Linked DNA regions of Homo sapiens: region 2 is linked to region 1. A link is an interaction called in ENCODE POLR2A ChIA-PET data of the cell type or tissue named here. Cell type or tissue: B cell. All regions are shown on one strand. Links, peaks and the distances in the headings refer to the core of each region. The heading gives the core; the rest is flanking DNA.

Region 1 (5,360 bases), core at 283-5,282:
TTTTTTCCTAAAATGTCCTGGACTGGGTGGGGAGGGTCAGCCACCTGGGGTTTAAGGAGCAATCCCCTCCCCACACCGACGTGCTGAGGAGCAGATGTGTGTGAGACAGACACAAGGGGCAAAGATAAGGACAAGAGGGTGCCCTCTCCTTGGAATCTGTTATGAGGGCTGAGGGTGTCCCCGTCCAGCTCCTGGACTCTGGGGGATCTTGGGTGAGATGGGGGCCGGAATGGGCTGGGGCAGGGGTGAGGCTGGGCGCTCAGCCTAAGAAGCCATCGGGGTCATCATCCTCAAAGTGGCCTTGCTGAAGCACCTTGATGTGGTGCTCGTAGATTTTCAGGGCTGGCCCGAGGCGGATGGACAGGCCGGTGAGCACATCTGTGCGCTGCATGAGCAGCAAAGATTTGCCATCAATTTCCTGGGTGGGACAGGAACAGAGAGAGCCGGGATCAGGGCACATCCCAGGGAGGCCCTCTGTGTCTGTCAGTGTGTAGTCCTGGGCTGGAAACTCACCTGCTCTTGGAAAGCTGTCGCCTGCTCCGGGAATCCAGCCTCAGTAAAATATTCGACGACATCCATCACGGTCCACTCGACGGGATCAGATGGCTTCTCTTTGCGCCCGGGACTGCATCAAAACAAACAGACACCAGTGAACACGGATGTCTCTCTGGCTGTACCACACACCTGAGCAGCACCCCCATGTCTCCAATACCCCAACTTACGGACAGCCAAAGGGGGTCCCGTCGGCCCCAGGTAGGGCTGGTTTGCCTGGGGGCAAAGGCACGGGGGACGGGGAGTCTGGCCCGGTGGCAACAGAAGCTGGGAAGGAAAAAAACACCTGTCTTTGGCTTTGTCTTCGGGCTGAGTTCCTCTCCACCTAGCACTCTTCCCCACCCAGAGGGATCCTTACCTGTTCCCCCTTCCTTGTTCATGGCTGCCATGGAGAACACCTGGCGGGTGCCGCTGCCCGGGGCTGGCCCCCGCCCTTCATCCTGGCCCTGGTGCGGTCCGCAGGGGGTCCACTCCTTGACCCTCTCCTTGGCACTCTGAGGTCCCCGCTCGCCGTTAAGCTGGTGGTGCTGGGCACCTGCAGGACGGTCACTCTCGGGCACTTCAGAGCCCTCTGACACATCATCTTCTTCATCTTCATCTTCATCATCATCTTCTTCCTCTTCTTTCTCAAGTACTCGCTCTTCTCCACCTCTCTGGAGCCGAGGAGAGAAGCATGCAAAATTAGTAGCTGTTCTAATCCCAGACCCTGACTGTGGCGTCCGGGCGGTGGGGAGGAGGAACCGATTCCACCTTTAAGAACAATACGGACTAACTTTTACGCATTCACTCCGTGCCAGGCTCTGTGTTAACTAAAGCCCTCGACAACCAAATCTTACTAAACTCGCTCAACAACCCCAAGGGGTCGCTACTGTTATTAAACCGCGTTTACAGCGGAGGAAACTGAGGCTCCGGGAGATTCAATCACTTGCCAAGGTCACCACGCACCGAGCCCGCAGGAAACGCGCGCAAAGCCCCAGCCACCCGCCACCCAGTTCCTCCCGGGACTCGCGCCCCCGCCACCAACTTCGCCCGCACCTGCCCACCGCGCGGCGCCCCCGCTCCCCGGCGCGCTCACCTTGCTGCGAGACGGGCGGGCGCTGGCGGCCGGCGGCGCCCGTCCGGGCCTGTCCCCGCGGGGCAGCGCAAGCGCTCCGAGACGGGTGCGCTCCAGACGGCCTCGAGCCGCCGCCTCCTCCTCCAGCAGCCCCTGCACGCGGCCGCGGGTTAGGCGACCGCCGGCGCCGCCGCTGCCCCCGAGGTAGCGCACGACTTCCCGCAGGCTCACGGGCCGCGCCGCGCCGCCGGCCCGCACCGCGCCCCCCTCCGGCGGCGGCTGTGGCTGCGGCGGCGGCGGCTGCTGCTGCTGTGGCGGCGCCGGCGGGGCCGGCGGGGTGGCTCCGCGCCGGGGCGGCTGGACGCGCGCCGCGTTGCGGTACGAGATGCTCCCCTTGTAGCTGACCCGGAGCACGGCGCGCTGCTGGATCAGTTTCTCGAGCTCGGCGCGCGTGCGCTCCGGCTCCGGGCCGTGCCGCCGCCGCACCATCCGGCAGATGCGCTCCAGGTCCGGCCGCGCCTTGCGCGAGCGCAGCGAGTCGATGGTGTCCAGGATCCACTCTTGGTAGTGCGGGGAAGCGGCGGACGACGAGGCGGCGGCCGCCGTGGTGGCGGCCGCCGCCGTCTCCGGCGGGGGTAGGGCCGGGGGCCCCGCCATGCCTCCCGCCCGGCCCGGCTGCACCGTGCGCGCTGCCTCCCTCCCAGCGCGGCGCCCCCCTCCCCGGCTCCCCTCCCTCCGCCGCTGCCCGCCTCCTCCGCCTCCCCCCCCGGGGGGCGCAGCGCCTCGGCGGAGCGGCGGCGGCGCTGCTGTTTCTTTGCAAAAAAAAAAAAAAAAAAAAGAGAGAGAGAGGGAGAGAGAGAGAGAGGAAAAAACAGTGAGAGAGAAAGAAAAGAGAGAAAAAAATATGCACACACTCACTCACTCGCACGCACGCACACACAGACCCGCTTCTGCTGGGCGCGCGCGGGGCCGGGGATGCGAGGGGGAGGAGGGGAGCGCGGCGCGGCCGGCCCCTCCCCGCCGCCGCCGCCGCCGCACGCGCGCCCTGCGCCCGGGACACTCCGGCCCCCCTTCCTTCCCTCCCTCCCTCCTCCCCGCCGCCCGCCTTCCTCCCTCCCACCCCCACGCGCCCGCTTTTAAGGTGGAGCCCGGGCCCCCCGCCCGCCCCCTTTACCCTGCGCTCTCGCTCACTCCGGCTCGCTCCGGCCCCCCCTTACAACTCCCGCGCGCTTTTTAAGGAGGCGCCGCGGAGTTGGCCCGGGGCGGGGGCGGGGGAAAGCGGCGGGCGGGGGAGGGGGAGGGGAGTGCCGGGGGGAGTGGAGAGGGGGCGGGCAGGGCGGGCGGGCGGCGCTCGGCCGCCCTCCAGCCATTGGGCGCGGGACCCAGACGTCCCCGGCGCCCAGCCCCCCTCTCCACGCCTCTCCAGCGCGCTCCGCTCTCGGGACCGCACTTACCGGGAACTCGCCGCCCGCGGGCCGGGGCTGCCGCGCTCGCAGGGTGCTGCGGGGACCCTCCTGCTGCCGCCGCCCCCGCGTCCCTCAGGCGCGCCTGGCCCGGCGCTGAGGATGCGGGAAGGGGGGCGCGCACCCTCTCCCCCTTCTACTCCCCCTGCCAGGGCCGCCCCCGCCGCCGCTCGGCCTCCTGGCGCGCCAGCCCCAGCGCCTCCCTAGAGCGCCCTCTCGGTCCCGGGCTGGACGCCGAGGGGGCGCGCCGCAGATTTGGGGACCCCGAATCTGGGGTCAAAGGGCAGTTTGACGCTCGTTTCTCCTGCGGGGCCGAAGGAGTGCCGGAATTTCAGCTAAACCCTGGTTACAAGGACTTCAAGCCAGGACCTGATCGGCCTGCACGCTGGGGTCCGAAATTCCCTTTCCAACCCCCTGGGGGTGTGTGGGTGGGTGATCGAAGTCGAGAACACCAGCGACACTTTTTTTTTAAACAAAACTTTATTGGTAATAGTTTTCAAATATGTTTACAACAGCACACTGTTCAAGAGGAAGTCTCGTCCTTCGCAGCACACAGGTTGAATCGCCCCCGCACCCACCCGGGGCCCCACCCCAGGCCTGAGAACTCCTCCTGGGATGGGGAGAAGTTATGAGAGGGGGAAATACGGGGATGAATGGGGTGGCTCCCCAGCGGCTCCCCACTTTTCTATTACGAGAGAAAAAAGCACAAATGAGAAAGTGGGGGAGAGGTGATGGACAGCTGACAGCTAAGCTGGAGGAGGGGCGCCCAGGATGGGGGAGGCGGAAGCTGGTGGGTGAGTAAAACAGGCAGCCCCTCCCCAGCAGCTCTAGCCTTGAACCCCGGGCCGTGGCTTGGGGGGACTTGGCCTCTTCTGTTCCCTTTTGCAGGGATGCCCTCCCCACTCAGCTGAGGGAAGGCTGGACGTTAAAATCTAGCGGAGAATAAAATTAAGGAGTTGGGGGGAAACGCTGCTGGGAGGAAAGACTTGGGCTTGGGGCTCCCCCTCTGTCTTTTTGGGGGATGACTCCTCTTTGGCAGGGAGAGGGGCAGCTGCTTTGTCTGGCTTTCAAAGCCCAAGGGTGAAGACAGGTCTGTTGGGGAAAAAGAGAGCGGAGGCTTCCTAAAGGGGCCTAGACCCTCGCAGGATTGGCAGAGAGGATTCCCCGGGGAGGGGCCCAGGGGAGATTAGCAGCGGGGAGGTTCAAACCCCAGCGCCTCCCTTTCCAAAGTCAGTCTGCTTCTCTTTAAAATGGATTTGAGGAATGGGGGGACATGGGAGGGGTGGGAGTAGAGGAAGGAGGGAGGGAGGCACTGGTGGAACTTAAATAAGATTTTAAATTGTTGTTTTTTTAAAAAAATTCTAGCAAGCAACCCACTGAACATGTCACTAAAAATCTCTCCTTCCCAGGCAGGATTACTCCGAAAGGAAGGTTGGCGCTTCGTTCATTTGCCCTTAGCAAGTGGGGCCTGTGGTTGGGTGGGATGGGGGTGTGGGTGGGGGCTGGAGTTAAGCGTGAGCCCCTCTTTCCATACCCTGTCCCTGGATACACCAGCAAGACCTGGTCTGACTGGAGTTGAGAAACTCGTTTAAAACAGGCAGAAGTGGGCTGGGAGGGCTGAGGGGCTGGGGGGCTGTGGGGAAAGAGGAAGGGAAAAGTGGGAGAGGGGGCAGGAGGGTGAAGGGGATGAGGGGGAGCAGCTGGTGTTTCTGTCCCTCTGATTATCTGGGCTTCCTGCTCCCCCTAACCCTGGAGGGTGGGGTGGGGGTGAAATTAGATGCAAGGAACTCTGGGGCCCTCTGGCTGTTCAATCCAACCCTCCCACCCCCCCGACCAAAAAAAAGAAAAAAGAAAAAAGAAAACCCATGGGGGCACAGGCATGCCCCTAAAACTCAGAAAACTCCTTGCCACACTTCTCATTGATGGAGACCCGGATTTCTTCTTCCTCATAGTCGTCAAAGTTACTCGTATCCCCAGGGCCTTTAAACTTTGGTATGAAGGGAGCTTCCACCTGGAGAGGGATCAAGAATCACCCAGACCTCAGCATTCAACATAATCATTATTACAACAATAAATGCGAATGGCCTAACATTCAAGAGATATTTACTCTGACTCAGGCCTGTGCTTACCATTAGGTTATGGATTCCTCTTAACAGCCCGAAACTCTTAATGTAGCAACTCATCAAAGGGGAAATTACTTCCCAGAGAGAGGCATCTGTTGCACAAGGTCATGGAATGGCCAAATGACCCCAGAATCCCATTTCTAGACCCCACTGCTCTAAGCTCTCTAC
Region 2 (5,360 bases), core at 170-5,169, 350 kb after region 1:
CTTGTAATCCCAGAACTTTGGGAGGCCGAGGCTGGCTGATTGCTTGAAGTCAGGAGTTTGAGACCAGCCTGGCCAACATGTGAAACCCCGTCTCTACTAAAAATACAAAACATTAGCTAGGCGCAGTGGCACGTGCCTGTAGTCCCAACTACTCAGGAGGCTGAGGCAGGGGAATTGCTTGAACCCGGAAGGTGGAGATTGCAGTGAGCCGAGATTGCACCACTGCACTCCAGCCTAGGCGAAAGAGCAAGACTCTGTCTCAAACCAACGAACAAAACATACTACTGTGACTTCCTTGAGCCTCAGTTTCCTCACCTGTGAAGTGGGGAGTTCTTGGCAGCTGCTCAAGATTTGTAGTGAGGGTTGGGAAGATGGTGGGAGTGATACACTTGGTCTGTGGCATTCCTCCCTGGGGGCAGCTGCGCTTGAGATCAGTCACGAGCCAAGGATAACATTCCTTGTCTGTGAAATGGATGCTCCCAGCTGAAGGAGATAACCCCAGGGGGCCATTTCCTAGCCAGCATTTGGAATCTGGGTGCTCTTGTTTTAAATCAAGGCCCTGGCCACGGGGCAGTGACTCACACCTGTAATCCCAGCACTTTTGGAGGCCGAGGCAGGAGGATTACTTGAGGCCAAGAGTTCGAGATCAGCCTGGGCAACATAGTGAGACCCCATGTCTATGAAAAATACAAAAATTAGCCAGGTGTGGTGGCGTATGCCTGTAGTCCCAGCTGCTCGGGAGGCTGAGCTGGGAGGACTGTTTGAGCCCAGGAGGTAGACACTGCAGGGAGCCATGATCACACCACTGCACTCCAGCCTGGGCAACAGAGTAAGACCCTGTCTCAAAAAAAAGAAAAAAAGTTACATGAGATATTCAACTTTACTGTAAAATAGCTTTGTGTTAGACGTTTTTGCCCAACTATAGGCTTGGGTAAGTGTTCTGAGCACATTTAAGGTAGGCCAGGGTGAGCTATGATGTTTGGTAGGTAAGATATATTAAATGCATTTTTGACTTATGATATTTGCAACTTATGATGAGCTTATCAGGAAGTAATGCCATCATAAGTTGTTCTTGAATGTTACTGTGTGCTTAGCAAGTGGTTTTGTAGGCTGCTGATTTGGGGCATTCTTTTTTTTTTTTTTTTTTTTTGAGATAGAGTCTCACTCTGTCGCCCAGGCTGGAGTGCAGTGGTGTGATCTCGACTCACTGCAATCTCCACCTCCTGGGTTCAAGCGATTCTCATGCTTAGCCTCCCAAGCAGCTGGGATTACAAGCACGTGCCACCATGCCTGGCTAATTTTCATATTTTTAGTAGAGACGGGGTTTCATCATGTTGGCCAGGCTGGTCTTGAACTCCTGACCTCACGTGATCTGCCTCGCTCATCCTCCCAAAGTGCTGGGATTACAGATGTGAGCCACCACGCCCGGCGTGATTTTGGAAATTGGAAATTCTTTTTTTTTTTGAGACGGAGTTTCGCTCTGGCGTGCAATGGCACGATCTTGGCTCACCTCGACCTCTGCCTCCTGGGTTCAAGTGATTCTGCTTCAGCCTCCCAAGTAGCTGGGATTATAGGCATGCACCACCAAACCCGACTAATTTTGTATTTTTTTTTTTTTTTCAGTAGAGACGGGGTTTCTCCATGTTGGTCAGGCTGGTCTCGACCTCCCGACCTCAGGTGATCCACCCACCTCGGCCTCCCAAAATGCTGGGATTATAGGCGTGAGGCACCGTGCCCGGCCTGGTTTTGGAAATTCTTATCCCAGTCCCCCAGTGCTGTCCCCTAATTGTGTTGGCCTGAGGGAGGTGCCACTGGGCTGGCTGGGACCCCGGGCCTCTCAGCTATGGTCAATAACAGTTGGCGACTGGACTGAGAGGAAGCAGGAAGTTGGGAGGGCCCGTCTGCAGGAAAGGGGCCTCACCTCTGAAGAAGTGGCTGTTCTGACCCTGAAGGGGAAGCCGGGGACAAGGGGTGGCTGGGAGAGTCTGGAGGGACATATGCAGGTAGTCGCAGGGCTGGAGGTCTGTGGGAGCATGGATGTGCTGCAGGGGCCTCGGGGAGCGTGCATATGTGTGTGAGCATGTGCACACGCATGAGCATGTGGGCCATGCCCTCTCGGGCAGGTGGGAGTGTGTCTTGTATGGGTTCTAGAGGGAAGCTCATAAGCACTTGTATGTGTTTGCAAATAAGTGCATATGTGGTAGGCATGGGAATGGGTACACTGTGAGCCCATTTTCCAGGCACACACCTGCAGGTGTAGAAGTGTGCACCTGTGTGTGGATCTTTGTTTCATCCACACACACAGGCATGGGAGTGTGCACACATGTGAGCCTGTGTTGCAGGCACACACCTGCAGCCATAACTGTGCAAACACAGGCCAGGCGCGGTAGCTCACGTCCAGTAATCCCAGCACTTTGGGAGGCTGAGGGGGGCGGATCACCTGAGGTCAGGAGTTCGAGACCAGCCTGGCCAACATGGTGAAACCCTGTCTCTACTAAAAATACAAAAATTAGCTGGGCGTGGCGGCACATGCCTGTAATCCCAGCTACTTGGGAGGCTGAGGCAAGAGAATTGCTTGAACCTGGGAGGCGGAGGTTGCAGTGAGCCAAGATCACACCAGTGCACTCCAGCCTGGGCAACACAAAGGGAGACTCTGTCTCAAAAAAAAAAAAAAAAAAAAAAAAAGGAAAGAAAAAGAAAGCGTGCAAACATTTGTGAGCCTGTGTTCTGTGCATATCCACATATGTATTTGAAAGTTAGTGCACACTCAAGTCAGCCCTCGGAGCCTGCGTCCCCTCATGGATACACCATGAGTGTGTGAATGTACAAACTGCCTGCACCTTGGACATTCTCTAGGGACAGGGAGCAAGGACTGTCCCTGGGTTTCATCTAGAGGAACAGGAGGTCCCTTAGATGCCCTGGAGTTGGCCCCGCGCGAGGGGTGCTGGGAGTTGACAGGAAAGAGGAAGTGGCAGCCGAGAGGCCCTGGTGGGGCTGAGGTTCAGGAAGAGGGCGGGGCCCTCAGCCCGGACCCAGGATGGCGGAGGCCAATAACCCCTCGGAGCAGGAGCTGGAGGTGGGGTCCAGGGTCCCTGTGGGGGCAGGCAGAAGGGGGCCCCAAGTGGCACAGGCCAGTAGTCCTTCCCCGGGTACTTCTCAGTTTGGGAACAAGGAGAGGAGATGGGGCACTGGCCTCAGAGTTCTCTCTCTGGAGGATGAGAGTATCCAGTGCCCTTCGGGGCTCCCAGATTGGGGAGAGACAGAAGGAAGGAGACCGGGCTCTGTTCTTTAGGGTCCCAGTTGTTGAACATAGGAGAAGAGCAGATGAGGGTCTTCAAGACCCCATAGTTTGGGGGTACAGCAGAGAGAAGACTTGGCCTGCCCTTGGGATACCCTAGTTTTGGGGGTGTAGCCAAGGAAAGATGAGGCCTGCCCTCGGGATGCCATAGTTTCAGGGTACAAGTGAGGGAAGATGGGGCCTGTCCTCAGGACCCTGTAGTTTTAGGGGTACAGCAGAGAGAAGACAGGGCCTGCCCTTGGGCCCTCTTAGTTTCGGGGAGCAGCAGAGAAAAGAAGGAATCTTCCCTTGGGACCCTCTAGTTTGGGGGAGGCAGCAGAAGGGAGACAGATCTTATTCTTGAGACCCCCTTAATGTGGGGGACGCTGTGGTGGTGGGGGTGACAAGGCCCTGCTCTTGAGACCTCCCAGTTTGGGGAGGTCAGGAAGCAGTGGCAAGGCCTCGTCACCTTCCAGTTTTGGGAGTCAGAGGAGGTAGAGCAGGCCCTGTCTTGGGAGCCCCAGTCCAGGGCAGAGGCTGGGCCAGGCTGGCTGCATGTGGTCTGCACCTGGAGTTCTCCTAGCTCCACTGACCCTGTTCTGTCCTCCGCAGAGTGAGCCTCGCAGCTGGTCCCTGCTAGAGCAGCTGGGCCTGGCCGGGGCAGACCTGGCGGCCCCCGGGGTACAGCAGCAGCTGGAGCTGGAGCGGGAGCGGCTGCGGCGGGAAATCCGCAAGGAGCTGAAGCTGAAGGAGGGTGCTGAGAACCTGCGGCGGGCCACCACTGACCTGGGCCGCAGCCTGGGCCCCGTAGAGCTGCTGCTGCGGGGCTCCTCGCGCCGCCTCGACCTGCTGCACCAGCAGCTGCAGGAGCTGCACGCCCACGTGGTGCTTCCCGACCCGGCGGCCACCCACGGTGAGCTGGGATGCCTCTGGGGATGCGGGACTCCAGGGATTCCACTGCTCACTGGCTCACCCATGGTCTCCAGAGCCAGGTTAACCCATCTCCACGGACCCCCAGGGAGATGCATGCCATGACCCCCGTAGCCACCAACACCCAGAGAGGTGCATACAGCCACACCAGCACCCGGTAACACTCAAGACCGTGCATGCTGTCACATGAATACCTCTAGACACAGCCACGCCAACACCCAGGCAACATTCAAGGATGTGCATGCAGTCACACAAACACCTAAAAAAACAGCCACACCAACACCCAGGCAACACCCAAGGGTGCACATACTGTCACACGAATACCTCCAGACACAGCCACGCCAACACCCCAGGCAACACTCAAGGATGTGCACACTGTCACACGAATACCCAGAAACTCCCACAGTTACATGGATGATAACCAAAGACTGTTTATTTTTGTTTTTGTTTGGAGACAGGATCTTGCCTTGTCACCCAGGCTGGAGTACAGTGGTGTGATCAAAGCTCACTATAGCCTCAATTTCCTGGGCTCAAACAATCCTCCCACCTCAGCCTTCCAAGTAGCTGGGACTAAAGGCATACACCACCATGCCTGGCTAATTTAATTTTTTTTTTTTTTTTTTTTTTTGTAGAGAAAGGGTCTTGGTATGCCGCCAGGGCTTGGCTAGAACTCCTGGCTTCAAGTGATCCTCCTGCTTTGGCCTCCCAAATGCTGGGAATACAGGCGTGAGCCATTGCACCCAGCCTGTTTTTTAATTTAAAACATTTTTATTGGTTTTAACATTTTTTTTCTTTTTGAGATGGAGTCTTGCTCCATCACCCAGGCTGGAGAGCAGTGGTGCAATCTCAGCTCACTGCAACCTCCACCTCCCAGGTTCAAGTGATTCTCCTGCCTCAGCCTCCTGAGTAGCTGGGACTATAGGCTTGCACCACCACGCCCGGCTAATGTTTGTATTTTTAGTAGAGATGGGATTTCACCATGTTGGCCAGGCTGGTCTCAAACTCCTGACCTCAACTGATCCACCCACCTCAGGTGATGTGCCTCCCAGAATGCTGGGATTACAGGTGTGAGCCACCTCACTCAGCAGCTTGAATTTTTTTTGGTGGGGAAGGACAGAGTTTTGCTCTTGTCACCCAGGCTGAAGTGCAATAG

The links. Peaks named below come from ENCODE experiments on the same cell type or tissue, not always from the same donor. Only the 100,000 strongest peaks of a DNase experiment are listed, where the experiment ranks them.
Region 2: POLR2A ChIA-PET joins it to region 1 with 5 read pairs; 2 of 35 experiments call an interaction of 5 or more read pairs at or near these places.

Annotation. Positions count from the first base shown.
Region 1 is chr19:14,088,158-14,093,517 of GRCh38, forward strand. SAMD1 (sterile alpha motif domain containing 1) reads right to left here and starts at 2,594. Exons shown (of 5, transcript NM_138352.3): 1 at 1,628-2,594; 2 at 911-1,205; 3 at 723-819; 4 at 514-625; 5 at 1-418. The coding sequence starts at 2,263. The coding sequence ends at 260. It overlaps PRKACA (protein kinase cAMP-activated catalytic subunit alpha), which reads right to left. Exons shown (of 10, transcript NM_002730.4): 10 at 3,531-5,080. The coding sequence ends at 4,955. RefSeq lists an enhancer at 446-955 and silencers at 1,600-1,649, 1,950-2,209, 2,540-2,759, 2,900-2,949, 3,000-3,329. In B cell, for the core only: CTCF peaks have their summits at 1,380 (motif pointing right), 1,583, 3,344 and 3,568; DNase peaks (open chromatin) are centred at 1,794, 2,684, 2,994, 3,254 and 4 weaker places; H3K4me3 peaks cover 2,673 bases; H3K27ac peaks cover 1,293 bases.
Region 2 is chr19:14,437,254-14,442,613 of GRCh38, forward strand. It overlaps PKN1 (protein kinase N1), which reads left to right. Exons shown (of 22, transcript NM_002741.5): 2 at 3,890-4,190. Among named protein-coding and RNA genes, the nearest start is that of PKN1, 6.6 kb to the left of the region's middle. RefSeq lists enhancers at 2,705-2,764, 2,865-2,984. In B cell, for the core only: no CTCF peak of the experiment used is centred there; a DNase peak (open chromatin) is centred at 2,968; H3K4me3 peaks cover 1,405 bases; H3K27ac peaks cover 959 bases.